Regions from separate parts of the Mus musculus genome. Here regions 1, 2 and 3 are each linked to region 4. A link is a loop called in an ENCODE intact Hi-C map of the cell type or tissue named here. Cell type or tissue: left cerebral cortex. All regions are shown on one strand.

What was found. A loop is a pair of places that touch in the nucleus more often than their neighbours do. Peaks named below come from ENCODE experiments on the same cell type or tissue, not always from the same donor. Only the 100,000 strongest peaks of a DNase experiment are listed, where the experiment ranks them.
Region 1: a loop joins it to region 4, with 2.3 times the contacts of the local background. A loop is called at or near these places in 6 of 42 quality-filtered maps.
Region 2: a loop joins it to region 4, with 2.5 times the contacts of the local background. A loop is called at or near these places in 6 of 42 quality-filtered maps.
Region 3: it touches region 4 in a loop (3-fold over the local background); 3 of 42 quality-filtered maps call a loop at or near these places.

What each region holds. Positions count from the first base shown.
Region 1 is chr6:38,595,138-38,600,137 of GRCm38, forward strand. It overlaps Luc7l2 (LUC7-like 2 (S. cerevisiae)), which reads left to right. Exons shown (of 10, transcript NM_138680.3): 8 at 3,648-3,677. Among named protein-coding and RNA genes, the nearest start is that of Klrg2, 40 kb to the right of the region's middle. In left cerebral cortex, a CTCF peak has its summit at 2,528 (motif pointing right); no DNase peak of the experiment used is centred here.
Region 2 is chr6:38,605,032-38,610,031 of GRCm38, forward strand. It overlaps Luc7l2 (LUC7-like 2 (S. cerevisiae)), which reads left to right. Exons shown (of 10, transcript NM_138680.3): 10 at 3,122-4,439. The coding sequence ends at 3,299. Among named protein-coding and RNA genes, the nearest start is that of Klrg2, 30 kb to the right of the region's middle. In left cerebral cortex, no CTCF peak of the experiment used is centred here; no DNase peak of the experiment used is centred here.
Region 3 is chr6:38,531,910-38,536,909 of GRCm38, forward strand. It overlaps Fmc1 (formation of mitochondrial complex V assembly factor 1), which reads left to right and starts at 2,952. Exons shown (of 2, transcript NM_025363.3): 1 at 2,952-3,101. The coding sequence starts at 2,964. It overlaps n-TRcct1 (a tRNA gene), which reads left to right and starts at 2,022; the gene lies at 2,022-2,094. In left cerebral cortex, CTCF peaks have their summits at 1,611, 2,958 and 3,169; DNase peaks (open chromatin) are centred at 821, 1,383, 1,849, 2,896 and 1 more place; H3K4me3 peaks cover 3,482 bases; H3K27ac peaks cover 3,179 bases.
Region 4 is chr6:38,693,417-38,698,416 of GRCm38, forward strand. It overlaps Hipk2 (homeodomain interacting protein kinase 2), which reads right to left. Exons shown (of 15, transcript NM_010433.2): 15 at 4,424-5,000. The coding sequence ends at 4,719. Among named protein-coding and RNA genes, the nearest start is that of Clec2l, 33 kb to the left of the region's middle. In left cerebral cortex, a CTCF peak has its summit at 2,182 (motif pointing left); DNase peaks (open chromatin) are centred at 2,170 and 3,353; H3K27ac peaks cover 1,581 bases.

The sequences.
Region 1 (5,000 bases), 98 kb before region 4:
CCTGGCTGTCCTAGAGCTATATAGAATAGACTGGCCTTGAACTCATGGAGATATGCCTGCATTTGCCTCTTGATTTTTAGGATTAAAAGTTGTATATGACATCTATATTACTTTATTGTTAAACCCAAACCAACTGCCTAAATGCAGAAATTTCAAGAAGTAGTCACTATACTCAGTCTTAGGCTGGTCTTACTTGTATAGAGTAGATAGCATTTTAAATAATGTTGGAATTCTCGGTTTAAGATTTGATTGAGTTAGTTAAATGACCTCATATTGTTTGTGGGACTGCAATATTTGTAGATGGTAAGAAAGTTGACTTTTTTGTTTTATTTTGTTTTTTTTTTTCAAGACAGGGTTTCTCTGTGTATCCCTGGCTGTCCTGGAACTCACTCTGTAGATCAGGCTGGCCTCGAACTCAGAAATCCGCCTGCCTCTGCCTCCCAAGTGCTGGGATTAAAGGCATGAGCCACCACCGCCCAGCTTTTTTTTTTTTTTTTAATATTATATGTAATTTATTATATGTAAGTACACTGTGGCTGTCTTCAGACACTCCAGAAGAGGGCATCAGATCTTGTTATCGATGGTTGTGAGCCACCATATGTTTGCTGGGATTTGAACTCAGGACCTTTGGAAGAGCAGTCAGTGCTTGAGCCATCTCTCCAGTCCCCAGTTGATTACTTCGTAATCCTTTTTCTGACTCCCCCTGCACTGGGGTTACTGGGCCTGAGTTTCCCCCCAGTGCCACGGAGGTAAGCCCTGACAGCACTCATAGCTCACCTGTTGTGTACCAGGTAACTTTATAGACCCTTGGGATGCAGCAGTGGACAGGGCGGAACTGGGACCTCTGGGGATGAAAGACCAGGAGAATTGCAGTACCAACCAACATGCCCAGACAGGAAGTCCCAAGAACTCTATTGAGGCTCACATCTTTACCCCAGTTTATGAGTTATGGTGGACTCATAACCAATCTCAGTTCTCAAGACCTCAATTTCTTTTGATTGCAAAATATAACCTTATTGGAGAAATGTTTAGCTAGGCATGGTAGTTCATACCTATAATCCTAACGTAAGAAACTGAAATAAAAGGATTGGCAGCTTTGAGACTAGCTTAATCTGTGTAGTACGTTAAGTTACATAGTGAGTTCTCATTCTCCCCAAAATGAAAAAAAAGCAGGTGTAGTTGTTCATATCTGTAATCTTAGCACTCAGGAGAGTAACTAGTTTAAAGCTATCTTGCCCTGTAGTGTAAGACTACCTTAAAAAAAAAAAAAAAAAAAGCCGAGTGGTGGTGGCACACGCCTTTGATCCCAGCACTGGGGAGGCAGAGGCAGGCGGATTTCTGAGTTTGAGTCCAGCCTGGTCTACAGAGTGAGTTCCAGGACAGCCAGGGCTACACAGAGAAACCCTGTCTCAAAACAAACAAACAATATTTGAGAAAAGAGCTTAAAAAAATAAAGATTTATTTGACTTGTGGTCTCAGAAGTTTCAGCACCTGGTTTGCTCGCTACATTTCTGTGAGCCGAACATCCTGGTGGCTGAAAGATACAACCAGCCATGGTAGAGAAAAGTTGCTTACTTCAAGATGTTTTCAGAACAAGTCCAGGGATAATAACCACCCTTCAAAGAGCCTATTTCTTTGAACTAGGTCACACCTACTGGTTTCTGTAACCTAACAACAATTAGAATCTGCCAGTAGGTGCTGGAGAAATGGCTAAGAACATTTGCTGCTCTTTGAGGAGACCTGAGTTCAGTTCTTAGCAGCCACATTGAGCAGTTCACAACTGCCTGTAACTCCCAACTCCATGGGATCTAAAACCTTCTGACCTCCATGAATATCCACAAGCTTGCAATACACATGTATACATCTAAAAAAAAATTGTCAGTATTTATCCATTAGTTAAAATAGTTAGGGTCCAGTTAGCTCTGAATGATTAGATATGCCAGCTGGGGACCAGATCATCAGCATGTCAGAGTTTGGGGAACATTTTACACTTTTCACATTTACATTGCTATTCCTCTCTTAACAAATGATAGATTAAGGTAGGATATATAACTTCCCCCTGGTTGCACAATGAATGAATAGAACTATATATAGTTAAGACAGTCCAAAGCATACTTTAAACATGCTTGCCATTATATATACATTCATACCACAAGATAAACTACTGCAGTGTTGTACTCATCATGGAATTGGAATTGTTTATTGAGTTCTGAGATTGTACTGGGAAATGAGAAGAGTATGCTATATAAGAGTATAATCTGGGGCTGGATCATTTGGAGGTTGGAGAAATGGCCCAGAGTAGCAGCACTCACATGGTAGCTCACAACCATCCATAACTCTACTCTAGTTCTGGGGCGCCAGTGTCTTCTGACCTCACACATGTACATGGTTAACATACATATACACATGTAGGCAAAGACTTTTTTTTTTTTTTAAACAAAATCATGACTAACATACATGTACACATACAGGCAAAAAAAATTTTTTTTAAAGATTCATTTTGTGTATATGAGTACACTGCTGCTTTCTTCAGACAAACCAGAAGAGGGCACCGGATCCCATTACAGATGGTTGTGAGCCACCATGTGATTGCTGGGAATTGAACTCTTAAGACCTCTGGAAGAACAGTCAGTTCTCTTAACCGTGGAGCCGTCTTTTCAGCCCTCAAAATTTTTTTAAATATGAAGGAATATAATCATTTTGGGGCTAGAGAGATGGCTTTAGTGATTGAGAACATGGACCTGCACTTGCAAAGAGGACCTGAGTCTCCTTACTAGCATTGTCCACATTGAACAGGTAATAATTTTTTGTGACTCTAGTTTCAGGGGATCCAATACTTCTAACCTTTTAAGTCATGCACACCCAAGTTTATACACACACACACACACACACACACACACACACACACACACAATTAGAAATACTAATTTTCTTATAGTCTAATTTTCTTTTTTTTCTTTTTTTTTTTTTAAAGATTTATTTATTATATGTAAGTACACTGTAGCTGTCTTCAGACACTCCAGAAGAGGGAGTCAGATCTCGTTACGGATGGTTGTGAACCACCATGTGGTTGCTGGGATTTGAACTCTGGACCTTCGGGAGAGCAGTCGGGTGCTCTTACCCACTGAGCCATCTCACCAGCCCTATAGTCTAATTTTCTTAATTTTCTGTATTCTTTATAAAAGAATATAATTTGTGTAAGTAGACAAAGGTCTAAGCTTGACATCATTTTTCTAGGACTATAGTGTGAAGTTGTAAGTTCAGAATGGTCATTTTACATATCGAAACATTTTTGTTTCCAGAAGAGAAAAGCTCAATGTAAAAGCTATAGAAAAAAAAGGTCTGTTTTTGTTCTAGTTTAGGAAGTGGGTTTTGGAGAATTAAGTTTTTATGATAAGCAGACAGTTTCAGTCACCAGAAGTATATTGTTTTCTAAGCCAGGTGCCTAGTTGAAGGAACTTCTGTGACAAGGAGGGGAATTCTATAGAGTTCTGTTGTTTGTTGGGGGAGACTCTCATTCAAGTACATGTCTTGTTTTTATAGAAGTAACATAAAAGTCAGAACTCAAGAAAATTGTCATATAGCAGAACATTGTGCCAGTTTAAAATTTTTAGTCACTTTTCTAAAAGTAGATATTCTTTTTTTAGGTCCCGATCACATAGCAAGAATCCCAAAAGGTAGGTACTGTAGCATATGGATATAATAGTGAAGTTGTATTTTTCAAATGTATGTTTTTAGAATATATTTCTTTTAAACTTCAGTGAGAATTAATAAATTACTAGTGATCTAGCCAGGTGGTAGTGGTGTGTGATTTTAATCCCTGCATTCAGGAGGCAGGGGCAGGGGCAGGCAATCTACTGAGTTCTAGGCTAGCCTGATTTACAGAGCAAATTCTAGGACAGCCAGGGCTACACAGAGGAACCCTGTCTCACAACTAACAAACAAACAATTACCACTGACTCTATGGTACTTCAGGTGTGAGCCTTGCAATTGAAGAGTAACTGCTCAGAACATAATCAGAACTACTACTTAGTTTTATCAAAGTAGAATTGTACATTACCACTCTGGTATTAAATGAGCAAGCTAAAAAAAAAAAACCACACACAAAAAACTTTTTAGAAATATAGTAAATATGTATGTGACAGGAGTTTTTTAAAGGCAATTTGAAATAAAAACAAAATTCAGTTGGAAATACAAATAGCCTTTTACTTGGGATTTTGCTGCTGTTGTATGGGATTTGTTTGGTTTTCTTTTTGAGTCTTGTTGAGCCATCTGTGTAGCCCTGTTTGACTCCAATTTGTCTTCTGGAACTCGTGGGTCTTTCTTCTAGACTGTTGGGAAAGATTACAGGCATATGTCTGCATGCCTAGTTTATTAATTTTCTAGGCAGGATCTTGTTTGAGTTCATTATTCTCCTTCCTCTATATTCCTTAATGCTGAGCTGTGACCACATCTGGTGACAGTGTAGTCCAGTGTGCCATAAGATAATTTTGTTTTCACACAATAATACTTCCATTCACTTTATATAACACACTGCTTAGAGCTTCCTGGTTTGAATGATAAAATACTTAGTCTTCAAGCTGCTCTTGTTTGCTCACTTCATTGTAGCTCAATAGATTTCTTCTAGTCCTTCACCATGTTGAACGTGCTCCCATTCCAGCACTTTATGGATGAGTGCTCCTGTCTATGCTGGCTGATTCTCGTTTTCAGTGGGATCTTGTCAGAAAATCCTGTTCTTCCTGTTCATATGTAAACTGTTACTACCCATTTTCCATTTACTTATTTCTTTACTAGAGGTAGATTTCTAAAAACTTGTCTCTAAACTATAAACTCCAACAATGCAGGAACTTGAATTTACTTTACTGTTTTTTTCTCTTGTAAATAAAATGTGTTAGGGGTTAGGTACATAGTAAATATTTTGCATATTATTTTCTTGACATTTTAAAAAGTTGGATTATGTATTAGAAATAGGTTAACGAGCTCAAGAGTGGTTAAACAAA
Region 2 (5,000 bases), 88 kb before region 4:
TCTTGTGTTGACCTGCTCAGCTGTCATTTTTCTGATGTTTATCTTACTTGTCTTTATTGGTGATGGAGATGGGAGGGGTGGGTGGGAAGTCTGTCCTATCACTGTGTCATCCTGAGGCTTCCTGAACTTGGGAAGTTTAGTTATATAGGAAAACTTCCCACCATATTCAGCATGTTCAAAAGAGGATTATTTTTGTAAAATTATTAAAAATTTTGCTTTTCTCAAGAGTATTTCATATCTTTGAATTCAAATTACTTTTAAAACATCATTGTTTTTAACAAAAAAGCAAATGATTACTTGTTATTTCAAATATATAACATCAAATTATTGTTATATATGTGAGTTTAGTTTTTGATGGTAAAAAAAGTCCATTAAAAGTCTTGGCAGTTTGCTGTTTTCTTGCCCTTGCTGTGAAGTACTTATATCTCTGTTACTACAAGTAGGTTGTCTATATGAACCTTGTCTTGGCAACAGTTCCCATAGGTCAGTGAGGACCTTCAGCAATTTTGTGCTTTTGGGGGTGTTCTGTCCTATAGTAGACTTCAAAGTCACACTACTTGGGTTCAGAATTCTTTGCCAAATAATTTAATTACATCCCGTTGTTTTTCCATATTTCATTAGAGATAATAGAGACATTTGGCTTATTAGGCTTTCACTAGTAACAAGTAACAAATGGTGTGTAGGAGGATATTTGTAATCTTGTACAAACATTAGTTCATGTCTTTGTTCTTTTTCAGTTATCACTGACCTCAGGGACTTGCCAGCATCTAATGTCATGTTCTTAGTGATCATTTCTATCATTAATAGAAGCTTTGAAGATGGCTTGTGTAGACTTGGAATGTGGTTATTATTATTTTTCCTTGTATAATGCTTATTAAGCAGGGGCTCCTGAAATGATAACTTTTGAGGGGCTGAGGCTCAGGAGGCTTGTCATAAATTGAGGCCAGCTTGGGCTAGGGAGAGAGAACTTGATTCCAAAAACAAAAGGGGAAAAAGGCTTATATAACTTCAAGTAGAATGCTTGAAATTGGTGTTGATTTTTCAAGCTTTTTAAATCTTAATTTCTGTTGCCATAGTTTTGTATTACGACAAAGTATTTGAAAACAATTTGTGGGCTGGTGAGATGGCTCAGTGGGTAAGAGCACCCGACTGCTCTTCCGAAGGTCCGAAGTTCAAATCCCAGCAACCACATGGTGGCTCACAACCATCCGTAATGAGATCTGACTCCCTCTTCTGGAGTGTCTGAAGACAGCTCAGTGTACTTATATACAATAAAAATAAATAAATCTTTAAAAAAAATAAATAAAGTGAAAAGTTTAAAAAAAAAAAAAGAAAACAATTTGTGAGAAGGAAGGTCTTTATTTTTAGCTCACACTTTTGTGAAGTGAAAATGAGATTTCAGTTCATGGCCACTTTTTTGTTGTTGTTTTTTTTAAGACAGGGTTTCTCTGTATATCCCTGGCTGTCCTGGAACTCTGTAGACCAGGCTGGCCTCGAACTCAGAAATCCGCCCGCCTCTGCCTCCCAAGTGCTGGGATTAAAGGCGTGTACCACCACGCCCGGCTCATGGCCACTTTTGAATTGTTTCTGGGCCCATGCCTAACCAGAACACCATGGCATAGAGAACAAAGAACCAGGTAGAAGTTATAATAAAATAGACCCCTCTTGACCTGTTTCCTCCTGCCAGAAACCACCTCCTAATGGCTGTTTAGCTATGAACTTACAGTGGGTTAATTCAGCGGTTGTACCATCTTTATGAGCTAGCCACCTTTATCTGTAGCACCATCACCAGTTTCAAGTCTTCAACAGTACATGAGCCTTTTGGACTGTTTTATATTCAAACTATAATACTCTCCTTATCTATATTTTTCAAACTGGTTATAGTAGTATTTTTTATCTTGCCTTATGTTTTTCTGAAAGTATTGTGTTTTCTGGGTTAGTAGCATGCAAACATAGCATATTGAGATCCAACTTTAAACTCCAACTTTAAAAAAAAATAAGTATTATGCAGGACTTGGCAGTGCCTCTGATTATAATTCTAACCTTGATTGAGATAAATTATGTATAAACATTCTGTACCACCTGTAAAGAACTAAATAAATGTGATATTTGTTGTTAATTCATTTTAGGTGTTGAAAAGTATATATTCTATGCTAACCAATATAGTTAGGTTCTACATAATGTGTTTCTGTTTTGTTTTTTTCCTGGTTGCATATCTGAGGGTGTTTTGTTTATATATCTTTGAAGATGGGGTTAGAATGAAGATAGTAGTACTAGGAACAGTTAGAATTTTATTATCTCTTTTTGGTTTTTCGAGACAGGGTTTCTCTGTGTAGCCCTGGCTGTCCTGGAACTCACTTTGTAGACCAGACTGGCTCGAACTCAGAAATCCGCCTGCCTCTGCCTCCCAAGTGCTGGGACTAAAGGCGTGCGCCACCATGCCCGGCAGAATTTTATTATAGTGTGATCATTTTTTGATACTTTACATTTTGGTTTAATGAATTCACTTGAATAGTGAACCAGATTTTTAAATTAGCAAATGGTTATTTAAAGCCATATTAAGTAGTTCTCTTACCTAGTTTGCAACATACTGCCCATAGGACAAATGTGGCCGAAGCCTGTTTGTATAAAACCAGAAAGCTATGGATGGTTTTGCATTTCTGTCATTTTTAAAGTTGATAGAAAAGAATAACTCATACACCCTGATCTTGTAATTTACAACACTTCAAATCCTTATTTAGCACAAGAGATGACTGCTGTACAAATTCATTGGTTTCCATCCAATTTGGAATCTTGATACTTTTCACTTATAAAAGCAATTACTTATATATTGTTTTTATACTAAATGCCTTTTTATTAGTTGAAGAAACTTTATCTCTGAAATACTAAGAATACATTGTTTAGTTTAGGCTCTTTTGCCCTTAACTGTATAGCTATTTGTTCTTCCCAATTTTGTTTTGGTGCCCTTTTCAGCTGTATAGTAGGACTCTATTCTATAAGAAACTCTCTTCTCAGATATATTCTTACCTATTTCTTCAGCTATCAGAAAATATTGATCCTATTCTTTCATTGGATTTTGGGTGTCCCAACATATTTTGCTCCTCAAATTAATATTTTTCAGATCCTCAAAAGAAAGATTCAGAGATCAAGACTTAGCATCACGTGACAGAGACAGGAGTTCAAGAGACAGATCACCTCGTGACCGAGATCGAAAAGATAAGAAGCGGTCCTATGAGAGTGCTAATGGCAGATCAGAAGACAGGAGGAGCTCTGAAGAGCGTGAAGCAGGGGAGATCTAACTAGCTGTGTACATATCTTCAATCCTTAAGCTTCCCATGGAGTTACATGCTATTGTTTATAGTTGTAAAGGGTGACAGTTCTAGACACCGATCCAGTCAGACTAGATGTATAGTATCCAATGATTTGAACTGAACCTGTTTTCCTTCATAAAGCCTAAAACTACATCCATAGTTTTTTGTGAACCTGAACATAACAGTTTATATGATGAGATACTGTTCTCTATTCTTTCAAGTTAGGAGTGATAGTGAATGAATTGTGTTAATGTCTTGCAGTTTTTGAACATTTGTAAAATATTGTCTTCTTTTCTATTCCAAACAGCAGCAGCTTTAGGATTTTTTTTTTCCATTATAATTCTTCTTCCTTTGACTTTTATATCTCCTGATACCTGTTCCTCCAACTATAAGAGGAGAGGGTGAAGGGAAGTATTGTAACTTCTTTTCTAAGGTTCTGTTCACGTTGGTTATTAGTTGATTACAGTTGAGCATTTCTACTGGATTGTGTGCTGGAGACATTTAAACACGGGGCTGTTTTGTTAGGGGCCTATAGAGTTGGAAGTTGAACAGCTGTTGCATTACATACTTTTGCTTTTATATTGAAAATTTGAAATCAGACTTGCCTTGATTTTTTTTTTTTTTTTTTGTTCTAAGAAACTGCTATGTTCAGTATATTGAGGGGGGTGGGGGGGCAGGGACTATTTCATAATAGCACTTGTGTGTGTGTGTGTGTGTGTGTGTGTGTGTGTGTGTGTGTGTAGAGTTTAAAGACTATAATTGTAAAAAAAATGAAAAGAATCATCACCACCACTGTAACTTGTTGATAGTAAGTTGCCACTAGAACTATTTGCTGTGGTTATTTTCTATTTTGTAACATCTTAACAGTGCCTTTCTGTATAAGGCACCAAAGGAAGTAAATATTTAACTCTGGATTTCAGATGAATTGTTGCTCCACCCAAATCTCTTGCTGCCTATACTATACTTCAGAGCTGTAGTGAGCAGCTTCTGTAAGGAAAGAGTGAACCTGTAGAAGCAACTAAGAGTTGCTTGGTTTGTATTTCTTAATTGACAAGCCTGAATAAAAACCATATGTAACCAACATACTGAAACAGCAGTTTCTGCATTAAAGATCTAATTACCTACTGACTACCTAGTAGTTAACAAACACCTTTTGTTCTTCTAGAATATAGGGGAAATAATATATTAACTAGTAAAGTTAGTATATATTAAGATCACTTTTTGAAGGGTAAGATCTCATGTAGTGCAAGCTGACCTAGAATTCACTGTGTTAACAGGGTATGACTTTGAACTCCTGACCTTTGATTGAGCCTTTGCCTCACTGCTCAAGATTATAGATGTGTACAATGAAACCCAGTTAAAATACTATTTCGGGGTGGTTGGTGGTGGAGGGCAGTTCCCAAAATTTAATGACAGGTATTTGACCGTTTGTGAATGTGAAAGAGCAGAAAAATAATGGCCATTTGTGTGATTATTCTTGAGTTTTAGAGATGAGATCTTGTTCATGTATCCTTGGCTTGCCTTGAATTGCAAACTTTTTGTCTCAGCCTTCTAAATATTGGGAACATAGGCACAGACCAGCGGGTGTAGTTTAAACTTTTTTTTTAACAGCAGAAAGGAACAAAAGCATGATAAATTATGCCCATTATCTCAGTGCTGATGCATTTGTGAGGCTGAGGCATGTGCTTG
Region 3 (5,000 bases), 160 kb before region 4:
CTGGCACAACATTTTTTTTCCTCTTAGGTACAGGGTTTTGGGAGATGACAAGTCTCCCAGTTGAAAGAAGAAAACAGACAACCACAACAGGATATTAATGTGGTAAAGAGAGGGAGCCAGGAAAGAGATGAACGCTTTCCTGTAGTTTGGGGCTCAAGGAGACACAGGGCTACACTGTCTTTTGGGTAAGACACTTTTTAAGACACTGTAAGAAAATTTCTTTTGGGTAAGAAATCTATTTAAATTATTAATGCCACAAATCAACAGGCAGTCAGCAGCATTGAAGAGAATGCAAGGGCAGTTAAGACTCAAATGTCAGAATGGGTATCTCTTCTTCTGGTTTCAGAGGGAAGGGTAGGTGAGCTTCCATGTCAAGAGTCCATGCTTGTAACTAGGATGTTTTTCACTCCTGGATGGGGGGGGGGGGGAAGGAGAAAGTCTTACAATCAAGGATGTAATGTGTGATAATGTGATTTTTTTTTTAATATAGAGAAGGTTTATTGGAGAAAAGGAAAGGGGGGAGGAGGGGAGAGAGGAAGAAGGGATGAGGGGGGCTGGGGACATGTAGGAGGGAAGAGGAACAGAGAATAGATGGAGAGGGGGAGGGGGGGTGGGAGAGAGAAGATGGGGAGGGGACAAGAGAGAGGGAAGCTGGGGAGGGAGAGGGGGTTGAGGGTAATGTGTGATCTCGATGTGAAGAGGTTGGAAGGAGAAACCCCGTTTAGTTAGTGTGACTTCATCATGCAGGGGTAGCTCCCGATAACTTAGAGTTCGTTAGCTTGGGGCTGGTACCCAGGAGCAGCTGCTAGGGAAGAGAGACATAGTTGCGGATGAGTTTGGTCTAGGTTCTAACACAAGGGAGTAACTTTTTTTTTTTTTTTAATGTAATTTGCGACAGGGTCTCACGGAGGCTTCCAATTTACAGAGATCCTTCTTCCTCCTAAGCATGCCACTACGAATGACAAAGCTAACTGTAACCTTGTCATAGAGAGCCTAAAGGGCCTAGAACAGCTTCTAACATACACCGAGCAAGTCAAAAGACCCAGAGAGTAAATAGGAATACTAAGGCGATATGCAGGCTGTTGGGACTGAGGAAAGAGGCTAGCTCAGATATCTGAGCAGAGGGGAACAAGAAGCGGCCGGAGCTAGACGAAGGTTAACATATAAAAAGCTAATGAGGTAGGGTCTACAAGGGCAACCTTAAATAGACTGAACTGCTTCTTAGAAAATAAAGAGCCACTGACACCTCAAAAAGAGGTTTTATGACAGGGCGGTGATGGCGCAAGCCTTTAATCCCCGCACTCGGGAGGCAGCCTGGTCTACAGAGCGAGTTCCCGGACCTCCAGGACTACACGGAGAAACCCGGTCTCACTCCTCACCCCCTCCTCCCAAAGTGGTTTTGTCTACGGTATACAATTAGGAACAAACCTAAATTCTAATTATCCCTAATTTCTACTATAGTAGGCACTAATTTCGCACCGTCTTATACTTATAGCCCACTTGAAAATTCGAAAACTGAACCCCATTCTAATACATCCTTGGCTGCGGAAATGGCCTCAGCGCTGTAACCGGAAACAGAAACTGACCACTACCTAAACGCCACCTAACGACCAGCTAAGAGCGAAGACAAACCCTGAAAGTAGCCCAATCGGAAGGGGCTTGGCTTTTCCTGTTACAATCTGACAAAGAATAGGACCAGAGGGAGGCTCGAGGAACTGGTTTCCGCAGCCCGTTTGGCTCTGACGTCTCCCGGGCCCACTTTTGCGCAGGCGCAGAGCTACTACGCACAGAAACACGAACACGTAAGCAAAAGCGGGAGCCCGTTCGGCTTCGTGGCATCCACTGTTTGCAGGGTGAAGCGGTTGACTCTTGGCATCTAAACTACATTTCCCAGCAGGCATCCGTTTCACACTGAGGCTGAGTTTGGTTCTCTGTGATAGGGTAAAAACAATAAATTTAAGTGATGACGTACGAAACAGGAAATAACTTGATTATGGTGTTTGAGGACATCAGTAGAAGAAGCCCCAGTGGCCTAATGGATAAGGCATTGGCCTCCTAAGCCAGGGATTGTGGGTTCGAGTCCCATCTGGGGTGGTTCGTTTTTTTTTTTTATCTATTTTAACATCATCTAATTAGATGATTATTGCGAGTCAAACTTACTGTTTATTTTATGTATTTAGAGACAAGGTCTCTCTACCTAGTTCTGGCTGGGTTAGAACAAACTGCAGACCATAATGGTCTATGAGCTGTGAGATCCGCCTGCTTCTGCAGGCAGTGAAGGCGTGTGCCACAACGCCCGGCCATCTTGTTTTAAAACTAGAGAACTGCGGGGAAAAACAATCAAACAAAAAAAACAAAACGAAAAAAAAAAAAGCCAGGCGTGATGGCGCACGCCTTTAATCCCAGCACTCGGGAGGCAGAGGCAGGCGGATTTCGAGGCCAGCCTGGTCTACAGAGTGAGTTCCAGGACAGCCAGGGCTATACCGAGAATCCATGTCTCGAAAAACAACAATAAACAAACAGAAAAACAAAACAAAACTAGAGAACTGGATGTGAGGCTTTACTAGTAAAGGGGCTGCAGTTTGCCATACCAGGGTATGAGTTCATTTTCTTCTCCTAGGCTGCGGGGACCATAAAGTTGGAGGTCGGTACGTTTAATTTTGACATCCCTGGTAGAAACAGTAAGATCTTTTTGGCGTGACCTATGTCCAGACATCCACATACTCTCCTGCCAGACACCTTTCCTCAGAGACTCGGCGGCCATCAGCTTACGGCAGTCCAAAGGGACGCAGTCAGAAGGGCCGAGAGGATTCGGCACCTTCCCTTGCTCTCCTGGTCCCCTGAGGTGCCTGTCACTCGCGTTTCCCTCCAAGGGTGGTCGGTAGAGGGCGCTGTGGGGCGGAGTGGGCGGGGGAACACCTCGCCCGAGGCAGTGAGGGACCAGGCTCTCCAAGGACAGAAAAATGGCGGCCCTGGGGTCCCCGGCGCGCACTCTGCGGGGCCTTCTGAGGGAGCTGCGCTACCTGAACGCGGCCACCGGGCGGCCATATCGCGACACAGCGGCCTACCGGTACCTCGTTAAGGCTTTCCGAGCACATCGGGTACGGCATCCGCGGCTGGGTGGGCTCCAGGTCGCGGGAGGGCGGATGAGGGGGCGGTCTGCGCAGGTGATAGAGGGTCTCAGGACAAACGTGTCTGAGTCACCCTGTCCTCCACCTGCGGGTCTCACCACAGACTCCAGCCCTTCGGCTAACCTGCGGTCTGAAATCCCCTACTGGCCCAGAAGCCGCGTGGGGCGCACCTTCCTAGGGACTTCGTATCTGCCACCCACCGGGGTGGAGCTGTCTCTGACGATTTCATTGGTTTGTCTGGTGCATGGGGTGTGGAATGGAGTAAGGAGCGGGCGTTGTGTGAAGTGGGTCCTAGGGGTCGTAAGACTTAAAGGCGTAAGGGTACAAGCATCCCCTCTCCTCATCCTTTCTACATTAAAGTTTTAATAGGAAGCAGTGTTTTTGTGATTTGACGGGTGTGTGTGTGTGTGTGTGTGTAGGTGTGTGTGCGCGCGCCTGCTCGCGCGCGTGCTTTTGCTTGCTTGCGTGTTGGTGGGGAATGAAGATACAGAATTTCAGCATTACTCTGGCTGACCTGGAATTTGCTGTTTAGACCAGATTGACCTTGAACTCACATCTGATTGCCCTTTTCTCCTGAGTGTGGGGATTAAAGGCATGGGCCAGGCAAATGCAATTTTTAAGGCAATTTAGTGGGGAATATTCAAGAGTTGAAGAGTGGTACTGTTTTATTTAGTACTAGCCTTTCACCACTGAGGAAAGCAATATCTTATATTCTATGGAGATGTCACATCTTTAGCCTTCTGCATGACAGGATACATGACATGTTTTACTGGTGTAACAAACATAAACATACAGAATGCTATCCTTGGGAAGTGCCATTGTGAAATCCACAGTTCATATTCCTCTTAGAAAGGAATGGAAGATGGTTAATTTTCCAAATGTGGTAATGCTCAATTCTCTGCCTTTTGGACAAGATCAAATACAAACACTAAGGCTCGGGGACAGTCACCTGCCCAGTTCTGCTTGATCAAGCATGGCTACAATTTAGGGGAATGGAAACTTAAGTTCTTGAGCAATTATCTTAACTACAGAATTTGAGCATTGCAAAACTTTAGAACTAAAATTCACTTATCTTTTAAAAAGTTATGTTAGGTACTGTGTATTAAGAACTAGGGCCAAATATCAAGAATAAGATGTGGCAGGTGTTGGTGGAACATGTCCTTTAATCCTAACAATTGGGAGGCAGAGGCAGGTGGATTTCTGAGTTTGAGGCCAGTCTGGTCTACATAGGGAGTTCCAGGACAGTCAAGACTATATAGAGTATCCTTGACTCTGAGAAAAAACAAACAAACAAAAAACAAACCCAAAAGATATACATGTAAGAAGCTACAGTCTCCCTGAAGAGCCATAAAATAAGATCATGTTTAGCATAAATAAGTGCTAAGGGTATAGATAACCAGGGGACAGTGGTATGAAGAAGAGGTGCTTCAGAAAGTCTAGTAGGCTATAATTAGGCATCTGGAATTGGCAAGTGAATAGAGGTTAGGAAAAGTAAGGGTACAGGGAAAGAAAACATAACTAAAAATTTAAAGAAAGCATAATTAAGGCAAACCCAACAGTTTCAAAGAGGGGAAGATAAGTAGGTAGGTATATATGACTGCTATTGTACCTTATAGAGGTAACATTATTGTCCTTGAAGGTACTTTGTAGTAAAGGTTTTGAAGTTCCTCACAAAAAGAATTTGGGAGGTAATGGTAGTCATATCTCAGACTTTGAGCCCAGCCTAGTCTAGAGTTGAATTCCAGGACAGCCAGAGCTCCATAGTGAAACCCTATCTAGAAAACAAAACAAAACAAAACAAAATAGTAACAACAAAAGAAATTCCTCAGGAAAATACCATAAATTCATGCTCAGAATTCTAGGGCTGGG
Region 4 (5,000 bases):
GAATTCTGTCTGCTAGCTGAGGGCACAGAGCAATCTTCTTTCTGTTTTCTGTCCTAGCAGCTACATGGCAGGCCAGCAAGAGCCACGCCCACAACCTACCCTCCCTTAGCCAGATGTTGAGAACCCGGGGGAGGGAGGGGCAGGTGGGGACCCAGCTACCATCATCATCATGAACCAGCAGCAATACTTCCCTAAGCCTCCTAGGCACCTCACTCTGGTTTCCAAGAACGTAAACTCCACTCACATCACCCAACCCACTCCTCCACCACACACTGTTCAAAATGAGTGTTTGCAACATCTGAGACGCAGTCCAGGGAGCTCCTGTCTGCTGGGCTAACCTCCCTTCCTGACCTGCTCTACGCTGGCTGCTCAGTTCCAGTTCTTAGACAAAGAGAACCAAGCCAGGCTGGCTTTTACAGCTGCAAACAACTTTGTTACGAGGAAGGGGAGAACGCAATACAGTCAGGGACACTGGCCACTCGCCCCCTTTTCCTCTGAATCACATCAAACATCCATTCACAGGGCTAACTGGCACTACCACAAGCCTTGCCTACTGGCCTGCTCCTCATCCACTTTCCCAAGACATCACCCGCCGCACGAACAGAGACATGGGTGCCAGGGCCCAGGAAGAACCAGCGAGCAGCAGCAGCCTGCTGACCTGAGGGTCCCAAGGTACCACAGACCGATTTCAGACCTGAGCTGATTTCATCATCCTCATGCCGAGCAGTTTATCTTCATTAAAGAAGGCCCAGAGGATGCACCAGGGACACATGGTCTAGTAAGGACTAAGTGGCCCTCCTTCCACTGAGAGGATAGTCCCAAGGGCAGCAGCCTTTCTTCCATCTTCTTTGTAAAGGGATGCAGTGCTGAGCACCTCAGTGGGAACTTAGTGAGGATGCTAACTAGCTGGGATTCTGTGTTACTCCTGATGCATCAGCTCTGAATATGGGACTTGAGATCAAGGGAGGGGTGGTTGTGGGATGAGGTTTGCAGAGTGGCTGCCTTCTGTTTGGGGAAGCTATTGCTCCAATCCTTTCTTCACTGGGGGTCTGGTTGTTTCTGCCTGGTAGTGGGGTAAACACACACACACATCACAGTGCAGGCAGGGCACAGCCACAGCTCAGAAGCAGGGTGGTCTAAAAGGTCCCATGTGCACTTCACTTGCCAGTGATTTAGAAGAGGTCCTTCCCATGAGACTGTCTCGTGTCCTGTTCCTTACCTGGCTCCCTACAATTGGGAGCTGGGAGGATTTGCCTGGGGAAGAGCAGACGAGGGAACTCTCTCACAGGAACACTGTGCCCATCACCCTCACTGTACCTAATGGCCTCCAGGTGGGACCACTGTCTCTGCATTGAGGGAGATAAGCCACACTCCAAGTTTGTTAATGGGAATAGTGAAGGGACGGGGTGGGGGTTAGTGGAAGCTTTGATGCTACACGTCAGATGCGAGGCAGGTTAAAATCTGGTCAGTAGTTCACACCTGGAGGAGAGCACAGAGGATGTGAGAGAAGCTGCCAAAGGGTCCAAAAGACACAGCACCGACAGCGGCTTTGTACACAGCCGGGCCGTGCGGAGGGGAAGGCGCCAGGGTATCCAAGTCTCTGCTCTGTGGTAGGGCAGGTCTTTCTTGCAGCTCTTTGAGGGACAGAGCTGATAGAAACAGTTTTTCCTAGTTCCTGGGCCTTTTCTTATTTTATTTATTTATTTTCTTTTTCCTTTCCTTTCCTCTGACAAGATCAGGCATCTAATCTATATGTCCCTCCAGTCTACTCATATACACACAGCAAGAATAAAATAAATTTAAATATTATGAAGAAAACACAAAGATACCTGGAATAAATGTATACTTCAAACCCTGACTAAAATAGCAACAAGGTGATAATAATCATAATTACAGTGGCAATAATACAAACAGTCAGTACAATACTAACTTTATGAGCAGCAAGGAACACTCATTCCTGGTCTGGAAGAGAAAGGGAAGGACATGTGGAAGAGGGAGAAGCTTCAGCACAAGCAGACAGGAGGAGATGAAGGGCAAGCTCGGCCCAGCAGCTCCAGAGAGTGCTGGCCTTCCAGGTGTTGCCCATGGCAGGGCAAGCCAGGCCCACTGTCAGCTGCGACTTAGTATGGTGACTTAGTACGAGACAGTCCCATGGGAAATGCTGCCATCTAGCGGCTAGAGACTTCTGTGACAGAATTCCATGCTGCAGAGGCTCTGGGAGCCTCTGGCTCAGGGGCTCCAAAGGCTTTGCTCCGTATCCCTCTCCGAATGGATGGCTTTCCTGCTCTCTCACTTCCAGCCAGAGCTGGTCTCGGAATAATATGGTTCTGACCAGGAAGAGAAAAATGGAGCACCCTACCACAGGCCAGCATCATCCAGTCCACTCCCAGTGAGCCCTCGGCTGAAGTGGGTCACACCATGCCCAAGTCTAGCATATCTTCTTTTTGGCCCAGGGTGCACTGAGACACATCCAGTTTAGGGACTTTGTAAGAATTAATGGTTGGGCAAGTTTCCAGAGTTTTTCACAGCTAAAAGCTAAGTAAGCTTCGTTACTGAAGGAGGACAGCTATCATGAGGAGAGCCTTTCACAGTAGATTGAACAGGGCCAAAGAGGGAGGAAAGGGAGGGGGGCTGGAGGATGCTGGACTGCTGACCAGAGGCCTCTTTGTACCTGATGATGTGGATGAAGGGCCAGCTAGGACTCACATCAGGATCAAACAATTCACCCCGTCCTGGACCTGACAAGTCTCTAACATCAACGGCTCCAGAGTTTCTCGGTAGGACAGAGAACTCCTACCCACTCACTCCACTGTTCAAGGCTGGAGAAAGTATGCGGAATGCAACAAAGGTGCACAGGCTCAGGGTGGATTTCTTTGGAGCCTTAGTTGTCCATGGCGGTGTTTTCTCAGTGCAATGGATCTCTGGCCACCCCACTAGTGCCCCTCCAGCCCTCAGCTCATTCTCTCTCTCACAGGCAGAGATCAAACTGTCTAGGGAGAGCTAGGTTAATTTCAGGACAGAAGTGACAGCAGACTTACCAGTGGGTCTGCAGGGGGAGAGAGCTGGCCAAACTAGGAGCCTGCCTAGCTCCTGAGCTGGTGGAGAGAGATGTGGGTGTGTCTGAGACTACCAGGCTTCGTGCAGGAGGGAGGGACTGGGGAGGTAACATCTCCTGCCCTCTCCCTGTAAGGCTCTAAGAAGGAGGTGGTGGGCTTGGCGGCTGAGGCAGCTGCCTGGCAAAGCTGCCATTCCTAAGACTCCCTAGCGCCATCCATGGCACAGCTAGGGCAGGGTGAGGAGTCTCTCTGGATCTCCGCTCTCAAAGTAAAACTCACCGAAAGAGCCAGCTGTCACCAGTGTGCCTCACCATACGGCGCCCACGTCCCTTGTGAGATCCATGAGTCTCCCCTTTTCATTATGCGAGCTTCTCTGAAATCCTTCTGCTCACAAAGAGCCCAGGAAAGACAATCCACGTGACATTAAAACAATGAAAAAAACATAAAGACCCAAGTAAAATATTACAACAGCTTACACAAGAGCTGAGAACATCTGACCAGCCCCGACCAGTTTCTTGGAATACCAGTGGAAGTAAACCCTTTGCCATGTCTCTGTCTGTCAGTCGTTAAGGCACTAGGAGGGAATGATGTAAAATCAAGACTGCAAGGGCTGTGACGGCCGGCGGTGCCAAGGGACACACGGGGAGGGTGGCAGCCCCGGTCACACCCACACGTGCTCGCACACTCACTCCATCACCTGGACTACCACATTGGTTCCATGCCTATGTTAAATCACTTTGTGCAATTACAGTGAGGACTAGTCTATTGGTATCACTGGAGTTGAACACAAGGTAGGAAACAAGGGTGCAGTGCTACATTCTTCTAGGGTGTCCAGGACAACCACTAGCCTGTGCTACACGACTAGGGGTTGATCCAAAGAGAAAAGAAAGTCTCAGAAAAGAAAAAAACTAAAGACTGCAACATACATAATTAATGACATCTGAGGAATAACATTGCTTAGGGATTTATCCAGAATGCTCCAAAAGAGGAACCCGCCCTCCCTCTGGGGGAACCTTCCATTAGTTTAGCTGACCCCACTATTTCTGACAAATAAGTCAGAACTGGGCTTTGCCAACCCCAGACCAACCCCCAAATATGAGCCTTTGCAGGACAGAGCCTGACATTTGAAAGGGATGTTGGCCCTTTTGGAGTTCTGGGAAAATCCCTAATTTTAATGTTCAATTAATTAAAAATCTATTGGACTTCCATATCAGGTGTCCCTGACAGCAAGTTCTTCAATGTCACTTGCTGCCATATGAAAATAATCTTTAAAAAGTTCATAAAGTTCTTCAAAAAACTGGGGCCCCTTGCTCCAGGCTCCTTCGCGCCTCTTCTCCTTCCGGTTTGGTGCAGAATGGGTTGTGAGCTGTGTTTTTTTCTTTTTGTCCTCTTTTGTTACTAACATTTTTCTTTTTCTTTTTTTCCTTTTTCTTTTTTAAAATAAAAAGCATAGATTTCCCCTCCTTACCCCTCCTTTTACAATGGTCTCTTCTCCGCTCTAAGTCCTCCCACTTCCTAGTTCAAGTTTCATTTGTGCCCCGACTGCCCCCCTCCCTGCCCCATTGCATTGTTTGTGTGCGGCACCTGCAGTAGAAAATCCCAGCTCTCCAGGTCGGTCTGGGAGCTCCTCCACCCTCCTCCCTGGCGGGCCTCCTCCAGTGTTTATATGTAAGGGTATTGGTTGACCTTGGCAGGACTCAGTGGGTATCCAGTGTAGACGGTGGAGGCTGGCGAGGCGCTGATATAGGTCTGGTGGGCAAACTGGGCTGGATACTGACTGGGGTGGATGGTGGGCGAGGGCAGGACCCGGGGCCCCATGCTCACAGGGACCTGGTGGACGATGCTGGCCGGATAGGCAGTGTGCTGCACGGTGTGGCGTGCTGAGCCTTGGGATGCCACCAGGTGGGCTACAGTGCCGGTGGAGCCTAGGGCTGTGGGCGCTGT